3 separate regions of the Homo sapiens genome follow, and all the other regions are linked to region 2. Evidence: chromatin loops called from intact Hi-C (ENCODE). Cell type or tissue: GM12878. All regions are shown on one strand.

Region 1 (8,000 bases), 150 kb after region 2:
AAATCTAAAAACCCCAAAACAATCTCCTTTGACTCCATGTCTTACATTCAGGGCACACTGATGCAAAGGGTAGGCTCCCATGGCCTTGGGCAGCTCCATCCCTGTGGCTTTGTAGCCCCTCTGCCCAGCCCTCCATATACCAGCTGCTTTCATGGCTAGTGTTGAGTATCTGCAGCTTTTCCAGGTGCACAGTGCAAGCTGTCAGTGTATCTACCATTCTGGGGTCTGGAGGATGGTAGGCCCTCTTCTCACAGCTCCACTAGGCAGTGCCCCAGTAGGGATTCTCTGTGGGGGCTCCAACCCCACATTTCCCTTCTGCACTGCCCTAGCAGAGATTCTCCATGAGGGCTCTGTCCCTGCAGCACACCTCTGCCTGCACATCCAGGTGTTTCCATACATCTTCTGAAATCTAGGCAGAGGTTCCCAAACCTCATTTCTTGTCTTCTGTGCACCCGCAGAACCAACATCACATGGAAGCTGCCAAGACTTGGGGCTTGCACCTTCTGAAGCAACAGCCTGAGCTGTACCTTGGTCCCTTTTAGACACAGCTGGAGCAGCTGGGATGCAGGGCACCAAATCCAAGGCTGCACACAGCAGGGGAGCCCTGGACTTGGCCCAGGAAACCATTTTTCCTCCTAGGCCCCTGGGTCTGTGATGGGAGGGGCTGCTGTGAAAGTCTCTGACATGCCCTGGAGACATTTTCCCCATTGTCTTGGTAATTAACATTCAGCACCTTGTTACCTGTGCAAATTTCTCTAGCCAGTTTGAATTTCTCCCCAGAAAATGGATTTTTCTTTTTTACCATATTGTCAGGCTGCACATTTTCCAAACTTTTATGCTCTGCTTCCCTTTTAAACATAAGTTCCAATTTCAGATAATGTCTCTCAACTTCAAAGTTCCACAGATCTCTAGGGCAAGGGCAGAATGCCACCAGTTGCTCTGCTAAAGCGTAGCAAGAGTGAACTTTGCTCCAGTTTCCAAAAAGTTCTGCATCTCCATCTGAGACCATCTCAGCCTGGACTTCATTGTCTACACTGCTATCAGCATTTTGGTCAAAACCATTTGACAAGTCTCTAGGAAGTTCCAAACTTTCCCACATTTTCCTGTCTTCTGAGCCCTCCAAACTGTTCCAACCTCTGCCTGTTACCCAGTTTCAAAGTCACTTCCACATTTTTTGGTACCTGTATCGCAGTACCCCACTCTCTGCAGTACCGATTTCCTATATTTGCCCATTCTCACACTGCTATAAAGAGCTGCACAAGGCCAGATGCAGTGGCTCATGCCTGTAATCCCAGCACTTTGGGAGACCGAGGCAGGTGGATCATCTGAGGTCAGGAGTTCAAGACCAGCCTGGCCAACACAGTGAAACTCCATCTCTAATAAAAATACCAAAAATTAGCCAGGTGTGGTGGCAGGCACTTGTAATCCCAGCTACTCGAGAGGTTGAGGCAGGAGAATTGCTTGAACCTGGGAGGCAGAGGTTGCAGTGAGCTGAGATTGCTCCACTGCTCTCCAGCCTGGGTGGCAGAGTGAGACGCCATCTAAAAAAAAAAAAAAAAAAAAAAAAAGAACTGCCCAAGACTGGGTAATTTATAAAGAAAAGAGGTTTAAAAGAGGTTTAATCGACTCACATTTGCACATGGCTGGGGAGGCCTCAAGAAACCTACAATCATGGCAGAAGGCGAAGGGGAAGCAAGGACCTTCTTCACTTGATGGCAGGAAAGAGAGAGCTAGCAAGAGCAGGGAAAATTGCTTTATAAAACCATCAGATCTTGTGAGAATTCATTCACAATCATGAGAACAGCACTGGGGAAACTTTCCCCATGATCCAATCATCTTCCACCGTGCAAACACTGCTCACTGCAGCCTCAACCTCCTGGGTTCAAGTGATCCTGCCACCCTAGTCGCCCCAGTAGCTGGGACCATAGGCATACACCACCACAGCCAGCTAATTAAAAAAAAAGTATTTGTAAGGTGGGGGGGTTTCCCTATGTTGCCCAGGCTGTTCTGAAACTCCTGGGCTCAAGAGATCTTCCTGCTTTGGCCTCTTCAAAGTGCTGAGATTACTGGTGTGAGCCCCCACGCCTAACAGAACAAAAATTTTAAATGTGTTTGTTTACCTTCTCGGAGATAAATATGGTTAATGCCTTGGTGTATGTACTTCCAGAATGCTATTTACGTGTACATGTGCACATGAACGTAAGTGCACATCAAACACTTTTTCAGTCATAATCTCATTTCAGTTAAGAATATATCATTAACATCTCTTTAATCGATAAAATTGTTTATTACATAATTTTAAATGGTGTTTAAGTGGAGTCAAGTCACTTTGTTTTTTTTTTTTTGAGACGGAGTCTCGCTCTGTCGCCCAGGCTGGAGTGCAGTGGCGAGATCCCGGCTCACTGCAAGCTCCGCCTCCGGGGTTCACGCCATTCTCCTGCCTCAGCCTCCCGAGTAGCTGGGACTAAGGCGCCGGTCACCATGCCCAGCTAATTTCTTTATATTTTTTTTAGCAGAGACGGGGTTTCACCGTGTTAGCCAGGATGGTCTCAATCGCCTGACCTCGTGATCCGCCCACCTCAGCCTCCCAAAGTGCTGGGATTACAGGCGTAAGCCACCGCGCCCGGCCGTCACTTCTGCCATAAAAACTTTCCCTCATAACATACCAAGAGATACCATTCTTGATAGCCAATAGTAACCAACTTAGCTATCTTCCTTTTCATAGAAAACTTCTTGAAGAGTTATCTACATTTCCCCTCAGTTTTGAGTCTGCTGCAATGTGACTTCTGTCCTTACCCTTTATAGAAACCGTTCTCTTCAAAGTCACCCTTGAGCTCCTTACTGTCAAATTCTGTGAAAACATCTCTTGACTTTGCTTGACTTTCTAGAAGCATCAGACATTGCTGATTACTCCCTCCCTCTTGAAGCCCCTCTCTGGCTGGCTGTTGAGACTTATATTCTTCTGGTTTTCCTTGTACCTCTCCTATCACTGCTGGTTGTTTTGGTGCTTTGGTGAGAGATCCATATACCTTAAATACGGATTTTCTTCAGAGCTCTGTCTAAGCATTTGCCTCAGTTACCTTATCTTCCCTGGGTAATCTCAAACACGTGCAGGGTATCGGCCACCTATGTGCTGATGGCTCCCAAATCTGTCCCTGTGGTGCAGACTCTCTCCTGAGCAGCACACTCATATATAAAAGCATCCTTTGGACATATTAGTTACAGGTTTCACAGACATCTCAAACTCATCTTTTGAAAGTAAACTGTTCTTTATTGCCCTGTCTGCTCTCCTTCTGCCCCTCTTTCTGTGTTCCCTATCTCAGTGACTGGTAGCATCATTTACCAGTTGCTCGTGGAAGAACTTACCTGGGTTTGAAGCCACTTGTACTCCTCCTTTTCTCCCATTCTCCATCTAATTAATCATCAACTTGTGTCTATTTTGCCTCTAAATATCACTTGGATCTACCGAATTCCCTCTATTCTCATTGCTACAACCTGATTTCAGGCCCTTTATATCTTGCTTCATTTCTTACAATAGAAATAATAATATTTTAGATATATTTGGTTAAATCAAATATATTATGAAAATTAATTATCTTTTTTCCTTATATAAATGTAGTTACTAGAAAATTTAAAACAGCATATATGTCTCATATTATATTTCTATTAGATAGCACTGATCTATACCTTGGCTAACTTTCAAACCTCTTTTTATATTACTAACATTTTAGTTTTTAAGTTTAACTGAGCTTAAAATGTATTTAAATTTAATTAATCCAAGGTGCTATTTTGGGTTAATTGGCCTAATACTAGTTACAACATTTTAAGTAAATTTTGTTATACCTAAACTGTCTTTCTTCCGTTCTTCCTTGTTTCCGTCTTTCTTCTCGAAATAAAAGTGCCCTGTCTATTCATATTCTTTCTTGTGCTATAGTATAGCTCATGTAGGCTTCATTATGTAATGGAATGATTTCCTTACACGTCTGTCTTCCTCTCTAGCCCGTGAACTCTTAGTGAGAGAAACCATATCTTAATCATCTTTCCATTCCCAAAACTTAATAGGCACCTATCACATAGTAGCATCTCAATATATAGCTGGCTTTCCATATGCACAGGTTCTACATCAACAGATTCGACCAATCACAGATCAAAAACATTCAAAAATAAAACCAATAATAATAATAATACAACAATAAAAGACCATCCAAATAAAAACAATACAGTATAGCAACTTTTTGCATAGTGTTTACATTGTGTTAGGTATTATAAGTAATCTAGAGATGATTTAAAGTATGTAGGAAGATGTGAATAGGTTATATGCAATTACTATGTCATTTTATATAAGAGATATGAACATCATCGGATTTTGGTATCTGTGAGGATCCTGGGCCAACCTCCTGTGCATACTGAGCGACGACCATATACAGTTTGAGAGTGTGACTCTAAACAAGCAGGACCCTAAAACTTGAATTAATTCTGCCTATTGTAGGCCAAACACTGTCATAGATGACTCTCTCACAATGAAAAACTGTATTTGGAGTTGATATTTTCCCTCCTAAAATGGAAACTTTTTTTGCTTATAAAAGTAATAGCTGACACACTTTCAAGTAATGCAGAAAACAGTATGACAGCCTCCCAGAAAAGCCAAGTGTTGTTATGACCTTAATACAGCTCATTATTACTGTCAAGACATTCTGGTTACTCTACTCTAGGGGGCAGACTTGAACCAGCATTTGGACAGGTAATGCTGGACGCAAGCCTCAGTGTTTGGCCAAAGACAAAATCACTATCGTTACGTTTTTCTTTTCTTTCTTTCTTTCTTTTTTTTTTTTTTAGAGTCTGTCATCCAGCCTGGAGTACAGTGGTGTGATCATAGCTCACTGCAGCCTTGAGCTCCTGGGCTCAAATGATCCTCCCCACTCAGCCTCCTAAAGGGCTGGGATTACAGGTGTAAGCATCAAATCTCTTAAAAGCTTCTTCACTATCATGAGAAAAACATGGGGGAAACTGCCCCCATGATCAAATCACCTCCCACCAGTTCCCTCCCTCAACACGTGGGGATTACAATTCGAGATGAGATTTGAGTGGGGATTCAGAGCCAAACCATGTCAGATGGTAAACAAAAATCAAAGAAAAATATAGCATAATGTCATGAAGAATCAAAAACAGTTAGGAAATAGAGATAACGGGAATGCTTTTTAAGAGTGAGTTTCCAAAAAAGCCTGTCTGATGAGGTGGTATTTGAGCTGAGGTATGAATGAAATGAGGGAAAAGGGTCTCAGGCAGCAGCGCAGCAGTGTAAAGGCACTAAGGTAAGAGCTTGCTTGGCTTCTTTTAAAAATAGCAACATATTCCTGGAAAGGAGTGCATGACAGGTGTGCAATGGAAAACGAAGCTGGAAAATGCAAAGGGTGGATAATCTGTTACCTAGGTGGTTGTTATTCTAAGTGTCATGGGAAGCTATTGGAAGGTTTTGAGTGAATCACATGGTGTGACAATTTCAGGGAGGGATACATCACAGAGGCAATATTGCTATGCCACTTCAGACATATTAGCATGCTGCTTTCCCAAAGTTCCGTCATTAGTCATTGTTAGCTCTGTGGCTAGAAGACAAAGAAGAGTTTCTTGAAGTGGGAAAAGAAATTATGGTACTCTCCTTCTAAGTTGAGAATATCCTCTTGGCAAACAGCATGGTGCATGAATAGGTTTGTTGAATGAGTGAAAGAAATAATGAATGAAACAACAGTGAAGGCATTTTTTTTTTTGAGACAAAGTCTCACTCTGTCATCTAGGCTGAAGTGCAGTGGTGCGATCTCCTCACTGCAACTTCTGTTTCCCGGGTTCAAGTGATTCTCCTGCCTCAGCCACCCTAATAGCTGGGATTACAGGCATGCCCCAACATGCCTGACTAAGTTTTCTATTTTTGGTAGAGATGGGGTTTTGCCATGTTGGCCAGGCTGGTCTCGAACTCCTGGCCTCAAGTGATCAGCCCAGCTTGTCCTCCCAAAATGCTGGGATTACAGGTGTGAGCCACCATGCCCAGCCAGCAAAGCCATTTCTTAAGTATTATAAACATCTTGAAACAGTTTCCTCTCTGCTTTGCTAATTCATGGATATTTACTAAGGGCTGCATGTACTGCAGCGTAATAGGTGGGGCACACCAAGATGAGTGAGACACAGTCCTTGCCTTCAAGGAACTTCAATTTTTGTTGGAAAAATAGACATATACACAAAACAGAATGCTTATATTGAGATTTTGGCTGAGGCATCAAGATACACAGCTGTCCTTCACTATCCATAGGGGATTGATTCCAGGACCCCCTGTGGATACCAAAATCCATGGATGCTCAAGTTTCCTATATAAAATGGTGTAGCATTGGCATATAACCTATGCATATCGTTCTGTATACAGTTGACTTTTGAACAATGTTGGCTTAAACTGTGCAGGTCCACTTATAAGCAGATGTTTTCAACCAAACACAGATGGAAAATACATTATTGAGGAATGTCAAACCAGTGTATATGGAGCACCAACTCTTCTTATACGTGGGTTCCAAAGGGCTGACTTCAAGACCTGGAGTATGCATGGCTTTTGGTGTACTTGGGAGTCCTGGAACAAATCCCCCACATATAACAAGGAATAATAACTGTACTTTTAATCATTTCTAGGTTGTTTATAATACCTAATACAATGTGAATGCTATATAACTAGTTGTTATACTGTATTATTTAGGGGATAATAAAAAGAAAAACAAATTTGTGGATGTTCAGGGCAGACACAACCATTTATCTTTTCTCAAATATTTTTTCATGGTTGGTTGAATCCCTGGATGTGGAACCCACAGATACAGAGGGCTGACTGTAACAGATGCTATGTACCAAAATTAGGAGTTTTGCAAAATTGATAAAATACCTAAATGTAAACCTGAAACTATAAATTTCCTAAAAGAGAACAAAGGGAAAAAGTTTTTGGACACTGGCAGTGGCAGTAATTTTTTGGATATCATACCAAAAGCTCACTATAAAAGCAAAAATAAATAAATGGGACTATATCAAACTAAAAAGCTTCTGCATAGCAAAGGAAACAACAAAATGAAATGGCAACCTACAGATTGGGAAGAAATATTTGCAAACTATATATGTATAAGGGGGTTTAAGCTGCCATATGAAGAAGCCCGTGGGGAAGGAATTGAGGGTGACCTCTTGCCAGTAGTCATCAAGGAAATGCCCTCATTCTGAAAACCTGCAAAGAACTGAATCCTGCTAACAGCCATGTGAACTTGGAAATGGATCCTTCTTTAATCGAGCTTCACATGACTGACAACTTGATTGCAGCCTTGTTGATAAATACCTAGGCAGGTAGGGGTGGGTCCCCGGTGAAATTCAACCTTCAAGTCAGAAACAGTCCCAGGTAAATCCTTGAACCAGATTGAGAACCCGCCCTCCTGTTTGGCGTGCTTTCCTCTGATTGATACTCAGCCTTCAACTATTTTACATATACCTACCCTTTCCTAATTGGTTTCCTACACTATCATGCCCATTTTTAAGTGGTGTCTTTGACTTTTTTGCATACTCACAAGCTAATCAGCACGCACTCCCTATTCTGAGCCCATAAAAAGCCCTGGGCTCAGCCATATTGGAAACTCTCTTACCTTCAGGCAGGGGAACTACCCCTGTGTAACTTCCCCACTAAAAGCTGTTTCATCACTCAGTAAAACTTCCTGCCTTGCTCACTCTTCCAGTGTCCATGTATCTACTTCTTCCTGATTGTGAGACAAGAACCCAGACCAAGCTGAACCTTAGTTCAGAGCAAAAAATTCTGCATCATTTTGGAGGCTTGTCTGGCATTTGTCAGAAGGTTGAGTAAAATGTGGACCCAACAATCTCTTTCACTTTTGTTTCTGAGCTTTCTTATCCTCAGACTTTTTCGGAAGGCAGGGGATACTGCAACCTGCCCCCTGCCCCCCTGTTGCTCTCAGGGGTCAGGAATGTTGGCCTTT
Region 2 (8,000 bases):
CAGACAGATCATGTACAGAGCGGTAAGCCAATGAGTAGAGCATTTTTCTTGAACCATCCTTTTCCTTTAATATGCTTCATGCCATCTATAAGCCTCATGCTGTCTTGGCTCAAATTTCATGCAGCTATTTCAAATGCTAAACTTTCCTCATTCTGCTTTTTAGGAGTGTGTCATGTTTATTGATACACTTTTCTTTTTGTTTTTTGCTTGATCATTTTAATTTCTTTTCCTGCATGCTTGTTTGTATCACCCATTCCACAGATGAAAATTAAGTTTGTTCAAAACCTGCAGTTTTTATTCTGAGACAGGGGAAGGTGAAACAAAGAAAGTATGTGGTCGCGAGTTGGCAGGTTATCTGCTTTGGTGCTCATTTGCTTCTATCTCCCGCCTAGCAGCAGAGAAAATTATAGCACCTAAAAATAGGCACCGTTCATGGTTCAAAATTTTTGTTAATTTGTGTACATTATGTAATTTTATATTTTTAGATTTTTCTTAATAAGATGTATGTATATAGGTTGAGTTAGCATATATAAATCTCTTCCAAGAAACTACAGTTCTAGGGTTCTGCCTTTGGTTTTTGTTGAAAAAAAATTACATTTTTTTCTAGGTAGTTGATTACTTTAATGTATAATCTGTCACTTCTCTAACCCAAATAAAACGAGGTGCTTCTCATTAAAGACAATAAGTTTAAGGTTTAAAAATCTACTGGATCTTCAATTAGGGTAACAAAAGAACTTTACTAACTTAACTCTGTGTGACTTTACAGTTCTTATACTCACAGAATTTTTCAGCAATTTAATTTAGAATATCAATTACAGCAACACCTACAAACATTTAAAAAGAAATTCTATAAATCCTAAGTGGGCCAGAAAAAAAAATAAATTCTAGTCATATTTTCAATGTAAGTTAAGCTTTGGAATAATGGAATGGAATTTTTCTCGGGTCACTTCAGTATTCTCAGTGACTTGAAGTAGCATTTTTAAGAATAATACTTCACTCTCTAAGACTATACTTTCAGCCGGGCGCAATGGCTCACACCTGTAATCCCAGCACTTTGGGAGTTGGAGGTGGGCGGATCACGAGGTCAGGAGGTTGAGACCATCCTGGCTAACATAGTGAAACCCCGTCTCTACAGAGTGAGACTGCGTCTCAAAAAATAATAATAATAATAATAATATAATAATAATAGTTCACCCTCTAATAACTTATCTTCTAAGAGTTTTGATTTATTGTGACTATGCCTACACAACGCCAATTACAGGACTTCTGCTAATAATTTTACCTAGCACTACTTTAAAGGAAATTGCTTGTTTTAAAATTACAATCTATTTGTGAATCATCCTTTCCATTTTCTTCTGTTACAGGACCATTGAATTAGTCTAATTTTTTTCAACTCCCAAGTTCTCAAATTATTAATTTTTGTAACTTAAATCATCTCTGATCCACAGGTAGATATATTTGTTTTGAAAAGAGAATCTAATGAGAAGTTAGAATGAATTAGGTTTCTTTCTAAGCTCAGTAAATTAAAGCCTACTCAAACCATACTATAGATGTTTCTACTATTACCATGGCAAAAAAAGTATAGATATTGTGCTTTAAAAAATAGTACAGCTGTTGAATTTTATTCATTTTTAGCCAGTCTTTCAAGAAATGTCTCAATAATCCTTAGCATTCATGTTTATAAAAAATTTGCATTGTATTATAAATCTTGATTAACAATTAATAATTTGTTTTTTAGGATTATCTCTTTACTCATACTTTCTGGTTATTTGGTTATCTGGTTACAGCAAATGCTTATTCGCTGTAAACATTTATCTTTGTTACTTTTTATGTTATGGCAGTTTAATTGTGCTTAATATTAGGAGAAAACTTATAATCTAATCTATATAAAATTTTACAATCTAGATGGCATCAAAGCATTTTTAGATAAAGCTCTTACCTCTGTCTTTGCTTTTTGTAAGAAAGCTGAATCTGAGTTTCAAAGGCATCCAAATTATATCATTTTCTATCTCTCATGAGCATAGTTTGGTAATTTACAGGACAATTTTGTATTAGATATATTTTAACATAAAACCAAATGATTATGTCACTTGTAATTTAATCAGACTTTAAGCCTATGTATTGATTAACCTAACTTGTAATTTCCAAAGAATATTTGTTATACACTAAACTCTCATTATATTTATTGAGGAATGTTATTTTGGAAGAAGTAAATCAACAAAATTAGGCTACAAAATTTTTTTTTTTTTTTTTTTTTTTTTGTGACCGAGTCTTGCTCTGTTGCCCAAGCTGGAGTGCAGTGGCGCAATCTCGGCTCACTGCAACCTGTGCCTCCTGGGTTCAAGTGATTCTCCTGTCTCGCCCTCCCAAGTAGCTGGGACTACAGGTGCGTGCCACCACACCCAGCTGATTTTTAAATTTTAGTAGAGACGGGGTTTCACCATGTTAGCCAGGATAGTCTCGATCTCCTGACCTCGTGATCTGCCCACCTCGGATCTTTCGGCCTCCCAAAGTGCTGGGATTACAAGCGTGAGCCACTGTAACCGGCACAAAAAAAATTTTTATTGATAGTGTGTAAAGTATAGATTTGATCTCTATCTTCTGGGAAATTTGAATTCTAAACCTAAGTAAAGGCCAAGTGTGGTGGTTCACACCTGTAATCTCAGCACTGGGAGGCTGAGGTGGGAGGATCACGGGTCCAAGAGTTCAAGACCATTCTGTGCAGCATAGCAAGATCCTGTCTCTGAAAAAATAAAAAAATTAGGCAGGCGTAGTGGCACACCCCCGTGGTCCCACACTGTGGTCCCAGCTACATGGGAGGCTGAGGCAGAAGGATTGCTCCAGCCCAAGAATTCGAGGCTGCAGTGAGCTAAGATTGCGCCACTGTACTCTAGCCTGGGTGACGGAGTGAGACCCTGGCTCTAAAATACTACTACTACTACTAATAACTAAAGGCATGTAACTTGATTTTTTCTCACATTGGAATAGCTCTTGAAAATAGAAGATTTTGAGTGTTTTCATGTTACATGCACACACCCAAAAAAGCTAGAGTCTTCCTTTGTAGTAGGTAATTTTAGCTGAACCTTATCCTACAAGTAAAACAATGCTTTTCCCCTCAGAAACATGTAGTATTTTATTGACACATTTTAATTTTACCTGTTAGTTTATTTGGGATTACCTGAAAATTAATAGGATATTAATTTTTATATTCCAAAGAAAGGTCACACTTCCTATAGACCTAATCAAGTTTGAGTTTACATGTTATTTATGCCTCTGCCTTTTGAAAAAGAGGCAGATTCTTTTTTTTTTTTTTTTTTTTTTTTTGAAATGGAGTTTCACTCTTGTTGTCCAGGATGGAGTGCAATGGCGCTATCTTGGCTTACCGCAACCTCTGCCTCCCGGGTTCAAGTGGTTCTCCCGCCTCAGCCTCCAGAGTAGCTGGAATTACAGGCATGCGCCACCATGCCCAGCCAATTTTGTATTTTTAGTAGAGACGGAGTTTCTCCACGTTGGTCAGGCTGGTCTTGAACTCCCGACCTCAGGTGATCCACCTACCTCGGCCTCCCAAAGTGCTGGGATTACAGGAGTGAGCCACCGCGCCCGGCCGAGGCAGATTCATTTTTATGGCTTATATTTACACAACAAAAGTAGAATCTTCATTTCTATTGAAACAAAAGTAACAGTAATAAAAAAATGTGAAGATAACCCTTAAGACACCTGCACTTATATGAGAAGCCTTAACCAATCATATTGGAATTTGAATATTTGGTGTTAGTAACTTATTTTACCTAACAGACATGAAGGTAGCACCAGGCATTGTCCTAATAGTTTTACAATAAAATTGACTGATTTAGTTCTTACTATAACCCTGACAGGTAGATATTGTTAGCACTATTTTACAGAGGAGGAATCAGAAACACAAAAGGCTAAATAACTTCCGCAAGGCCAAACAGATCTAAGCATTGGTTTTAATATGGATATTGAAATTGTTTAAAATTTAATTTTTACATATTTAAGAGCATTCAGCCTACCAAGGCCTTATGCCACTTTTGCTAACATAATTTCTTTATCTTCTTTTAATTTCCTTAACATAGCTCTCCTAAAACTATGGGTAGTACATGGGGTTTTGGGGGGGTCAGGTAAGGAATAATTACATTTTGTGTGAATATTCAAATGATGCTTGGTAAAAATCTTTGATAACTTCTTAAGTGATTATTTCTCTCCTAAAATTCTTTGAATATAGGCATGTGAGCAGCAGTGACAGAGTGGGCAAGCCTTACCGTGGCGTAAAGCCTGTTTTCAGCATTGGGGATGAAGAAGAATACGACACAGGTGTAGTAATACACTTAGCTACAGACAGCTTTGCTGTCATTAGGAGTGATTACAGCAGTCATTCTGGGAATAGCCAATCAACTGCTTTTTTAAAAAAATGAGATTCTGTAGAAATAATTGGAGAATCTGTGGCTTTCTATTAAGAGTTTGGTTTTAGACACCTTGAATTGTTGTACGTATTAGAAATCCAAGCACCAACATGGCACATGTATACATATGTAACAAACCTGCATGTTGTGCGCATGTACCCTAAAACTTAAAGTATAATAATAATAAAATTTTAAAAAAAAGGAATCCAAGCAGAAATGTTGAGTAGAGGCAGTTGATTATAGGTGTCTTCAGCTAAGGAGAGAGGTTTAAACTGATGATAATTTGGAGGCTATCAGTGTGGAAATAGTATTTAAATCCAAGTGATGGGATTGAAATCCCTTTGATCAGATTGAAATTCCTTTGATCAGCCACCTAGGAGATTGAGAGTTGTGGGACTAAAGCACTGAAAATTACAAAATTGAGACATCTGAAGTCTTGAAACTGGAGGCAATATCCTAAAGGGCCACAAGATGGTGATACTGTGTCAGGGAAGTTTATCTTCTCTGTGGTTATGTTTTAAAAAAAATAATTTAGGCCGGGCGCGGTGGTTCACGCTGTAATCCCAGCACTTTGGGAGGCTGAGGCGGGCGGATCACTTGAGGTCAGGAGTTCAAGACCAACATGATGAAACTGTGTCTCTACTAAAAGTACAAAAATTAGCTGGGCATGGGAGTGCATGCCCATAATCCCAGCTAATTGGGAAGCTGAGGCAAGAGAATCGCTTTAACCCAGGAGGCGGAGGTGCAGTGAGCCAAGATCATGCTACTACATTCCAGCCTAGGTGACACAGCAAGACTCTGTCTCAAAAAAAAAAAAAAAAATTTAGTCTTTGGTTTATAATTCTACTGTCCAGCTTATCCTAATTAAGCAATCATAACTAATATTGGTTAATATGTGTATTGAGTTAGGTAAGCAGTCATAACTAATATTGGTTAATATGTGTACTGAGTTAGGGAAAAAATATATAAATGTACAGAATGAGAAAAAAAGACTCCCAAATCTCACCTTGCTTTTTCCAGTTAGTAATAAATACATGTTGCATATTTTCCATTTCAGCTCATGTATCTCCTCATTCTCCTTCTATCATATAAACATACCATACTTTATTTAGTCAGTCTTCCAGTTGACACTGGTGGTTTTCCAGGTTTTTTGTTTGTTTCAAATGACACTGGATCTTTATATAAAGATATATATGTAGATTAGCTTCTGATGACAGTATATTCAGAGGGTAAATTCTGCTAAGAATTTTAAATTTTAAATCTTACTGCTAAGTAAGATTGCTAGGTTATAGGGAATCACATTTGACATTTTAATAGATACATGAAATCACTTTTCAGAAAACTTGCAGAGAGGTAAATGTGATATTTCTGCTTGTTTCCTTTTCTTCTTTTTTCCCCTCTCTGTTGCCATCTCTTTCTGTTAACTCTCTGAATATCTCAACTTCTTCCATTAACAAAGGGGAGAGGCAAATGGATGAATAAATTGTGTCATATTTACATTTATCATGTATCTACACACACATATTTACAATATGGAAAATTGGACCATAATGAAAGTGAGAAAACTGAAACTATGTGTATCAGTATGTATGAATTTCAGATGTTGGGAGTAGGGTAGCAGTTGTGGAAGAATGCAGTTGAGTAGTCTACTTTTTATATACATTTATATACATTTAAGTGTATATATACATTTATATACATTTAAGTATAGAATACTACTGTATATTATTTAGGGATATGCATATATGTTAAAGCAAAGACATGTATGGAACTGATAACACCAAATTCAGATAATTAGTATTTCTTGGTGGGGAAGGGAGGAGAATGTGAGTAGGAGGAGATACATGAGAGTTTCACTTTTGTTTAAGCTGGTGTAGATAACGTGCGATTTCCTTTTTCATTATGTCTCTATATTTTGCAGTATTTGTTAGAAAGCAAAGGACAGAACCTGTAATTATTTACCTTAGAGACTGTATTATCCCTTTCTTAAATTAGAAAATATAATTATTTTATATTTCTCTTAGGGAAAATAACCTTAAATTTTTACTTATTTATCTCAGGATTGATTTTATTATTTTCCTTAAAATCAAAAAAGCAGCAAGATAAAACGAAATCTGCCATCTTTACTCTCAAGATAGGTGCCTATTGTTTAACAATTCAGCCATCTCTTTACAGACTAGTCAGATCATAGTTAAGTTATGCATATCAAAACAATTGAAATACCCCAAATGGTTTAATCTTTAAAAGTGTATTCTTAATATTTAAACCTGACTTTGTTACCATATGAAAGTGATGTTTGATAATAATATTTCTATATTATCAGTGGCATAAGGAAATAGAGTAGCAGGATTAGAATTGATTGCGTTATTCTTTTTTTTTTTTTTTCTTTTTTTTGAGACAGTCTCATTCTGTTGCCCAAGCTGGAGTGCAGTGGCGCAATCTCAGCTCACTGCAACCTCCACCTCCTGGGTTCAAGCGATTCTCATGCCTCAGCCTCCCGAGTATTTGAGATTACAGGTGTGCACCACCACACCCAGCTAATTTTTTGTATTTTTTAGTAGAGATGGGGTTTCACCATGTTGCCCAGGCTGGTCTCCAACTCCTGCCCTCAGGTGATCTGCCTGCCTCAGCCTCCCAAAGTGCTGTGATTGCAGGCGTGAGTCACTGTGCCCAGGCTGTTTGTTTTTCAATCCATATCTTCAAAATACTACTGAAATTTTTTTAGACTGTTAGGGAATGTATCATTTTAAAAGTTGGTAATATCCATATTTAATACTTTGTATTTTTTATAGATGAAATTGACAGTTCTTCAATGTCAGATGATGATAGAAAAGAGGTTGTAAACATTCAGACTTGGATAAACAAACCAGATGTCAAACATCATTTTCCTTGTAAAGAAGTAAAAGAAAGTGGACACATGTTTCCCAGGTACTTTTAAAAATGTCTTCATAAGAAGTAAAATTGAATTTGGGGAAGTTAATAATACAAAACTGAACTACAGAAGAACCTTTATTTATCCTAGTACAATAAGATATAATTCCCTTCTGTCTACTTGTATTACAGGTCTTGAATTTACAGTATTATGTAATTTTTATTTTGAAAAATTTTATACAAAAATGTTGAAGGAATAGTACATTGAACACCCTTATGATTCTTTTTTTTTCTTTTTGAGACGGAGTTTTGCTCTTGTTGCCCAGGCTGGAGTGTAGTGGCACGATCTCTGCTCACAGCAACCTCTGCCTCCCAGGTTCAAGTGATTCTCCTGCCTCAGCCTCCAGAGTAGCTGGGATTACAGGCATGCGCCACCACCCCCGGCTAATTTTGTATTTTTAGTAGAGACGGGGTTTCTCTATGTTGGTCAGGCTGGTCTCGAACTCCGGACCTCAGGTGATCCGCCCACCTCGGCCTCCCAAAGTGCTGGGATTACAGGTGTGAGCCACCGTGGCCGGCCATGATTCTTAGATTTATCAACTGTTACCACCTTTTAATACCACCCCATTTCGTATGTATATATATATACATATGCATGTATATGTACATTTTTGTCAAACCTTTCAAAAGAAGTCTACAAATGTGACA
Region 3 (8,000 bases), 320 kb after region 2:
ACACTTCATGCTGTCTGCTTAGGGTTCAGAGCCCTAGATATCCACTGCTATCATTTCCTATACTCCTACCAGTCAATATATCCCACAGATCCCATGAATTTGCCTTTTTGCTTTGCCCACATCCTCATGGTACCGTTGACCACTATAGGCTCTATATTTTTAGTTCTGAAGATTCCAACTAATCTGTTACAGTATCCTAGCTCACATTCCCTCTCTACCCAGGTTTATATTGTGCACATTTTAACTGGAACCTGTTGTCTAACATACTAGTTATTCTAACGGCAATGACTTAACCAGATAGCAAAGTATAGAAGTTCCTCACAGGCCAGTGGGTTCTATAAGCCTTCTATTGCCTTTCAAATTTCACTGCATAGGTTCTGACCTTTGACTTTTATCTGGTTTCAATTTTTTTAAAATACAATTTATAATAAAGAACTTTTTCTCTTTATTACAGCTAATTTTTGTGAAAATAGTACCTATATGGGTTTTACTTTTGCCAGAATCCCAGTGGGCAGATATGGACCATCCTTGCAAACATGTGGCAAGGATACTCCAAATGGTATGTGTTTTCCCAAACATTTACTCTATGCATAAGAATTACTATGCTGAGTCATACCTCTCATACCTCCTACTAGTGTTAGGTCCCTGAAGGGCATCAGGAAAGGTTTTGTGGAAGGACTTAACTCCCTTTCGTGATGCTAATGTTCAAAACTTAAGGTAGTATCTCACAAAATCTTAAATTTCCCAACAGTTTCATATGAATCAGTTGTTTGTGAATTTCTCTGAATCTTTCCTTAATTGGTTTATTTTTCCAGCTTTTGCTTTCTCCTGGAGTTCAATTAAATTGACATTTGCTCCTTTAGTTATATAATTAAAAAAAAAGTTCTAATCAGCCAAAATTATGGACTTGTATCATATCTATTTTCAGATTTCATCTTTCCAGGTAGAGATGCATGGTTAAGTCTGTTCATAGTTGGTAGTCCTTCACCTTTTTGGTCATTTTAGTTATCCATCTTGGAACATTCTCTAGCTTCATTCTACTTTTCTTAACATGACTACCTTACTTGTATAGAGGCATTCAGAGAGTGAAAGAGTAAATAGTATTTTCTATTTCTAATATGGTCCCTGATAATATCCAAGATTTTGGTGATTCATTTCAGTGCCACATTGGGTAATGTCTTCTGAGTGTAGGCTTTAGGAATTCCTAGATTCTATCCTGATAACCAGAGCCTATTATGCCATTTAATTTCCACTAATGTTTTACCTGTCCCTTGTTTGCCTTGACTTGCATTTGAGCAGTCCTACTTCTCACATCTTCCTGCAGGTAATTCGCTACTTCCTATGGAACTAGATATCTCAAGAATACAGCCAATTCTAGATCATTGACAAAGATGTTTGATAAAACTACTGCCGGCAATGGCCCTGAAGAGAATGTGACATTTTATTTAGATATTTATTTTTGTATGTGTCAAGGGAACTCTGAAGCACTAAATAAATTAAATGAATTGCTCTTTTTAAATTACTTTTTATCTTATTATTATGAGAAATTATGCATATCCGTATTTGATTTGTGGAATTCAAATTGCTTCCACCCATATATATCATTGTGTTAGTCCATTCTTGCATTGCTATAAAGAAATATCTGAAATGCCATATCAGTCATGCTTACTCAAGTATTCATGATGCTACTCTATCTATAAGTCCTCCTGAATTTTTTACTCACAGCGTAAAAGGGGCTTCTACCATGTTGACACTATATATACTATATATACCATACTATACTATATGGTATGCTATTGGTAACTATTGTCTTGATTTTACATGTTTTGTGTGTCCTAAATATTTCATAATGGTTTATAAAACAGATACAACTTACAAAACATAACTGTGCTACTGAATTAGGAAGAGTAAAAGTGTCAGTAACATACCCATGAAGAGTCATCACACTTGTTTAATATATATTAATTCTTTGGGACAAGAGACTCAACATTTTTTATTTGGTTATTAATTTTTCTTTTCTGAACACCTATTATAAAATCATGTTTATAATATTTATCCTCAAATTTCAGATTGAGCCTATAATTTTACAGATTTGGATTCTAACTGTTGGCAATTTTCCTTTTAGTCTTATATTAATAATTGCTTCTAATTACTCAATATTATATACCAAATGATCAAAATACTTTTCAATGATTTTTGAGTGGGGATATTTGCACTTTTAGGTAACATTGAGGAAAAGATGCATCTGACATGTGTCCACTTAAAAGTTATTTATAGCCCATAAATATGTTAGAAATTTTCATTATGTCATGGTGTAGAGGTGAAGCCATCATATAAATTAAGAGTGACTCCAACTTTGTGCTTTACATATTATTGAAGCAATCTCTAATTTCAGTGTTTCTAGTTGTTGTCCCAAGAAGGAGCTGCCCAAAGCTGGTCCTGAGGAAAAATCTACCTTTTGGTCAGCTGTCCCTCTAATTATGATTTTTTTCTATAGCAACTACTTAAGTATTAACTACAGGAAGGCAGTGAGGTAGGGAGGCTTAAGTGATAATCCTAGGAAATAAACCAAATGACCCAGCAAACATTTATTGAGGCAACTAAACATCTAATAAATATAATAGAATATAACAGAACTCTTTGCCTTTCAGCTGTTATCCAGATTTCATAAAGCAGTCAAGATCAACATATAATTCAGTATCTATTAGGAATTTTTCATATTGTTTCTAGTCTCTCAGCCTAGCATTCTCTCATCATATCCACTTCAAAGCCATTATGTACCTTATTGTTGAAAGGTAAATCTTACTTGAAGACATCAAAGGAAGGAAATAGTCAACTGGTCTTTTGAAGTCCAGATTCAAAAATCAAGATAATAAGTGGTATCTGCCTAAAAATAATAGGCAATAATTTTTAATAAATTATAACTTTTAATAAAAATTAGTTATTGCCTAAAAATAATAGGCAATAATTTTAATAAATACTTATTTTTAATAAAAAATTTCTTTGTATTAAAGCGGGCAATCCAATGGCAGTCCGGTTGTGCAGTCTCTCTCTATATGGAGAGATAGAATTACAAAAAGTGACAATAGGAAATTGCAATGAAAATCTGGAAACCCTGGAAAAGCAGGTATGCCATATGACTCACTGATGGGCAACTGGAAGAAGTTCTGATTCCGTGCAGTTTCTGTTCTTCAGATACCTGATGGTCAAATCAATTCTTTTAAAACTCTCAAATTAGTAATAACAAAAACTAGTGACTAAAGCCACTCTTATTATTTATTTATTTATTTTGAGACCTAGTTTTGCTCATGTCACCCAGGCTGCAGTGCAATGGCACCGTCTCGGCTCACTGTAACCTCTGCCTCCCAGGTTGAAGCAATCCTCCTGCATCAGCCTCCTGAGTAAGCTGGGATTACTCATACCACCGTGCCCGACTAATTTTTGTATTTTTAATAGAGATGGGGTTTCACCATGTTGGCTAGGCTGGTCTCGAACTCCTGACCACAGGTGATCCGCCTGCCTCAGCCTCCCGAAGTGCAGGGATTACAGGCGTAGTAAGTAAGCCACCACACCTGGCCGCCACTCTTATTTTTAAAAGTTGACATCAGTTTGTGAAAAAGGACTGTTGTTTCATCAAATTTCAGCAAATGATGATCAATAGCACATTAAAAATGGCTTCATCTTTGTGGAAGTTTTGACTGGATATAGATCCCTGACATTTGAGACCAAAGGAAAGCCTCTTGATGGTGTAACTGGACCAGAATGAAGAGAAAGAAACTATTATCAAAGACCCTTGGAAACAGGAAACTCCAAACCTGATGCGGGTCTCAGGGCAGTATCTATGAGCAGGTGAAATAGAAAGTACATCTAACTAGATGTTTTTTCATGCAGATTAAATTATTTTGACCAAAGTTGTACCCAAATGCACATGCATGGAAGAGCTAACACTAGGGGACAAGCAAGGGGGAGGAAGAGGAAACCAACCTTTATGTACAGCCTTTCATGTGCCTGGCATGTTGCATATGTTATCACATTTAATCCTTATAAAACTTCTGTGAGTTGAATGTTATTCCCATATTATAAATAATTATAGCCAATAACACTTACTAATTGTTGAGCACCTACTGCATGCCAAATATTGTGCCAAATATTAATGTATTTATTAGTTTATCATATTTAATTTTTATAACACCATAAATAGGTATTAATGTACACATTTTATAGATGAGGAAAATGTGGTTCTGAGAGGTGAAGCATTTTGCCTAGTGATCACAGCTAAAAAGTGATAGAGCTGTTCTTTATTTTAAAGTTCACATTGTACTACCCTGGCTCCCTAATCACAGATGGGCAGGGTAGGGGTTGGGTGGGAACAGAAGTTGGAGAGTGGATGTGGCTGCCAACCACACAAGTTGTGCCAACCCACAGATTGAGGAAAGATGCTAAATTTGGAATCTGGCAAACCAGTGTTTGGTTCTTAGCTCTGCCACTTCTAAGCTGTGTGAAACTTGGTTGAGGTCCCTAACTTCTCCTGAGGGTGAACAACTCACAAAGTTGTTTTGCTTATTAAATGTGATAACACCTGTAAACATCTAACAGAGTGCCTAGCACATAGCAGGGATCTAGCAATTGAATTAGGGTTATTTGTTTCTGTCTACTGATTGGGTATTGTTTCTGACACTTACCCAAGTGTGAATAGCCTATAACACTGGTATAATTTGTGAAATGATGCTGCCATCTAGTGAAAACCAAGACACACACACACACACACACACACACACATACACACACACGTGCGCGCGCATGGACACCCAGCTTCACCAATGACAATATGGATTGGCATGTTTTAGCCTCACAACACAGAGCCCTGGGGCTAACTGGCACCTAGAGAGGTCATCTCGGCCAGTGCCTTCCAAACTACCAGTGCTGAAAAGCCAGTTCAAAAAATTTTGAACCCATTGCACACCAATATTTTTGTGAAATAATAAAAATAAATTACTGGAAAAATGAAATAAAAAATATGTATAAAATACAAACCAAAATTTTAGAACTGTTAGATTCAACAGCAAAAAATTGCTATATACATCTCTGACCAATTGCTTTCAGTTTCTGTGCTTATCTCTCTACGACCTTTGTAACACACAGTGAACCAGCGCTGGCCCATGGATACACTCTAGTAGCCCCAATCTAGCTAAGGCAGCCCCTTATAGTTAATCAATCCTGTCAAACAGGAAAGGCTGGCAAAACCACTGGTCTGCATGTACTTTGTCCTTTACACAAGGAAGGATGCAAACGTGGAAAACTGAGTGGACATGGTGTTCAGGAGATTGAGGCTCAGCTAAATTCCAGCTTATTTACCTGCAGTTGCTTACAAAGTGTTTGGACATAATTGTGTAAAGCTAGGGTTTTTTTTCTGGTTTTTAAAACAGGTAAAGGATGTCACAGCACCACTTAATAACATTTCTTCTGAAGTCCAGATTTTAACATCTGATGCCAATAAATTAACTGCTGAGAACATCACTAGTGCTACGCGAGTGGTTGGACAGATATTCAACACTTCCAGAAATGCTTCACCTGAGGTAAAACTCACAGAGCTTTAAAAAAAATTTTTTTTTTATTTTTAGAGGGGGTGTTGGGAAAGAAAGAGAGATGTCCTGAATACCACTCCTTATTCCACAATATGGTTTGAGCATGGTTTAAGTTGCTTAAAGGCATTTTGCATAGCACTCCTGAGAGACGCTCAAAGATTAAAAAAAGGGCCTCTTGTCCAAATATTTTATTTTAGGATATTCCTAATGATCATTATTGTGTTGTCTTTTTCTTTTGAGACAGAGTCTCATTGTGTCACCCAGGCTGGAGTGCAGTGGCACGATCTTAAGTCACTACAACCTCTGCTTTCTGGATTCAGGGGTTCAAGTGATTCTCAGGTCTCAGCCTCCCAAGCAGCTGGGACTACAGGCACACACCACCACACCTGGCTATCACATTAAGTCTTTTAGGAAGTCCTGGAATGCATAAGTCTACTTCACCTTATGAATATGTTTACCAACTACATTTGACCTTACCATCCCTAGTGCATTCCAAGTAAATAGTGTTTCAAGAATTTAATTTGGAACATGTGATTTTAAACTGCAATGCATTTCTATTAAGAATATTTACATTTTAGTCTTGGCTTTCTGAAAACTTTAAGCCTAGTTTACATTCCTGATATTTTAATTTGCTAAACCCTGGTACTTGAAAACAAGTATATTCAACATTTACTAATTGGTATAGCTGGATAGTGATCAAACAGGGCTACAAACCACCAATATGGACTCACCTTGTGTATAGGTTGAATATCAGCATGCCCTGAAAATAGCTACTCCTTTCTTCCATTCCCTTTAAATGTTTTGTTTCAGAAAAAAAAAATTGAAATATTTTTCCTGCTAAAAAGTAAGTGGGATTCAAGTTAATAAAAATGGAATTGAAAGAGAAAATATTGACCTCCAAATGTAGAATTAATGGAAGGATTAACAAGTAGGCAGAAGGGCTTCAACACTCCCAAAGAGGGAAGATAAATAGTAATCAAATGCCAAAAGATCATCTCTCTGACACACTCCTGAGTTATTGATTGAAAGAAAACTACAAATAATTTTACTAAGTCTAACAGGTATACTAAGTATAACTTAGTTATGCTAAGTATTATGAGCTGTAATTTTTAACAACCAGAGTATTGCACTCTTCTTATTTTGTTTCTGCTTTTGAATCCAAGCATTTGATTTTGTGTCCTTGGAGTTTGGTGGGGAGTCTGTGAAAGATCTTGCTATGAGGTCGAATTCAGGGACTTAAACCTCCTAATTCACTACCTTAATTTATATTTTCACTTTGCCTTATCTTGATTCTCTCTGTCATCTTATGTGGATCAAAGAATAAACCTTTAATTTTGTAAAATGCTTCCCTCTACATTATCATATCAGTGATGCCACTTGCTACTACAATGATTCATGATGATAATGATGGTGATGATAATGTATGATATATGCTTCTCTGATGATCAGTATCTTCTCTTTGGCAGGCAAAGAAAGTTGCCATAGTAACAGTGAGTCAACTCCTAGATGCCAGTGAAGATGCTTTTCAAAGAGTTGCTGCTACTGCTAATGATGATGCCCTTACAACGTAAGCACAAATTCAATTTGGAAAGAAAACTTGACTAAGGGCTGTTTACTTTCCTAGGCTAAAGTATTAACAGAGATATCTTTATTTCTCTCATGGATGCAGTAACTGACTGATTCCTCTGGAATGTAGATAAGAGCTGTGACTTTCCACTTGACCTTTAGTTACTAGATGGAGTGGTATATGTTACCTCCTGCATCCAGGGGTGCTGGCCATGGCCTGGGAGATAGGGAGTAACTGGGCTGATTTAGATTAGAACTTGTTTTCCTCACCTTAGTTTGGCATGACCAAGGGACAACTTCCATGCACAGCAAGACCTCTTCCAAATTCTTTTGCAAAACATAGAGCTACAGAGAACAGCTCACTTTGCAGGACATACTGCCATCCCCCAAGCTGCACCTCACTTCTCTCTTTCCAAGGCCCTGGTATATTTTGATTATTTTCCTTAGCTTTACTCTTGATCCCTTCGTGGGACTTGTGATAGGGGTGCCCCGTTTACTCAGCCCACCCCACTCAACCCCTTGCGGGAGGGAATGTGTAGATGAGCAAGTGTGGGAATCAGCCAGTCACTTCTCCACTGTCAGGAGCGAACTCTGTGCAGGCCCCACAGCAGCATCCAGAGGGGTGCCTGCAACCCCAAGGCCCCAGAGGGCATGTTACAATGCTCTCTTAGCTCCACCATCCATGGACAACATTGCATTATCAGCCCAGTGGGCCCTTTGCCTTGTCACATGGGGTGGCTGCCCTCCACCAGTGAAGGCAAAGGGCCAGCATAACAGCCTTTTTGGGTACCTGCACTTGGTGGGTCCCAAATTCTTGTCCAGTGCCCAAGAAGAATTAGGTCACCTGGA

Evidence for each region. Hi-C counts contacts between places; a loop is a spot of excess contacts. Peaks named below come from ENCODE experiments on the same cell type or tissue, not always from the same donor. Only the 100,000 strongest peaks of a DNase experiment are listed, where the experiment ranks them.
Region 1: it touches region 2 in a loop (6-fold over the local background); 12 of 110 quality-filtered maps call a loop at or near these places.
Region 3: it touches region 2 in a loop (11-fold over the local background); 4 of 110 quality-filtered maps call a loop at or near these places.

What each region holds. Positions count from the first base shown.
Region 1 is chr3:100,458,402-100,466,401 of GRCh38, forward strand. No RefSeq gene overlaps it. Among named protein-coding and RNA genes, the nearest start is that of TMEM45A, 30 kb to the right of the region's middle. RefSeq lists enhancers at 7,584-7,893, 7,623-8,000. In GM12878, a CTCF peak has its summit at 4,716 (motif pointing right); DNase peaks (open chromatin) are centred at 4,740 and 7,850; H3K4me3 peaks cover 335 bases; H3K27ac peaks cover 729 bases.
Region 2 is chr3:100,311,856-100,319,855 of GRCh38, forward strand. TBC1D23 (TBC1 domain family member 23) reads left to right here. Exons shown (of 19, transcript NM_001199198.3): 15 at 1-22; 16 at 4,244-4,332; 17 at 7,214-7,349. Among named protein-coding and RNA genes, the nearest start is that of NIT2, 19 kb to the right of the region's middle. RefSeq lists an enhancer at 4,797-4,976. In GM12878, a CTCF peak has its summit at 4,889 (motif pointing right); a DNase peak (open chromatin) is centred at 4,900; H3K27ac peaks cover 626 bases.
Region 3 is chr3:100,630,251-100,638,250 of GRCh38, forward strand. It overlaps ADGRG7 (adhesion G protein-coupled receptor G7), which reads left to right. Exons shown (of 16, transcript NM_032787.3): 3 at 455-559; 4 at 3,015-3,127; 5 at 5,427-5,576; 6 at 7,052-7,152. Among named protein-coding and RNA genes, the nearest start is that of ADGRG7, 25 kb to the left of the region's middle. In GM12878, a CTCF peak has its summit at 4,762 (motif pointing left); a DNase peak (open chromatin) is centred at 4,721.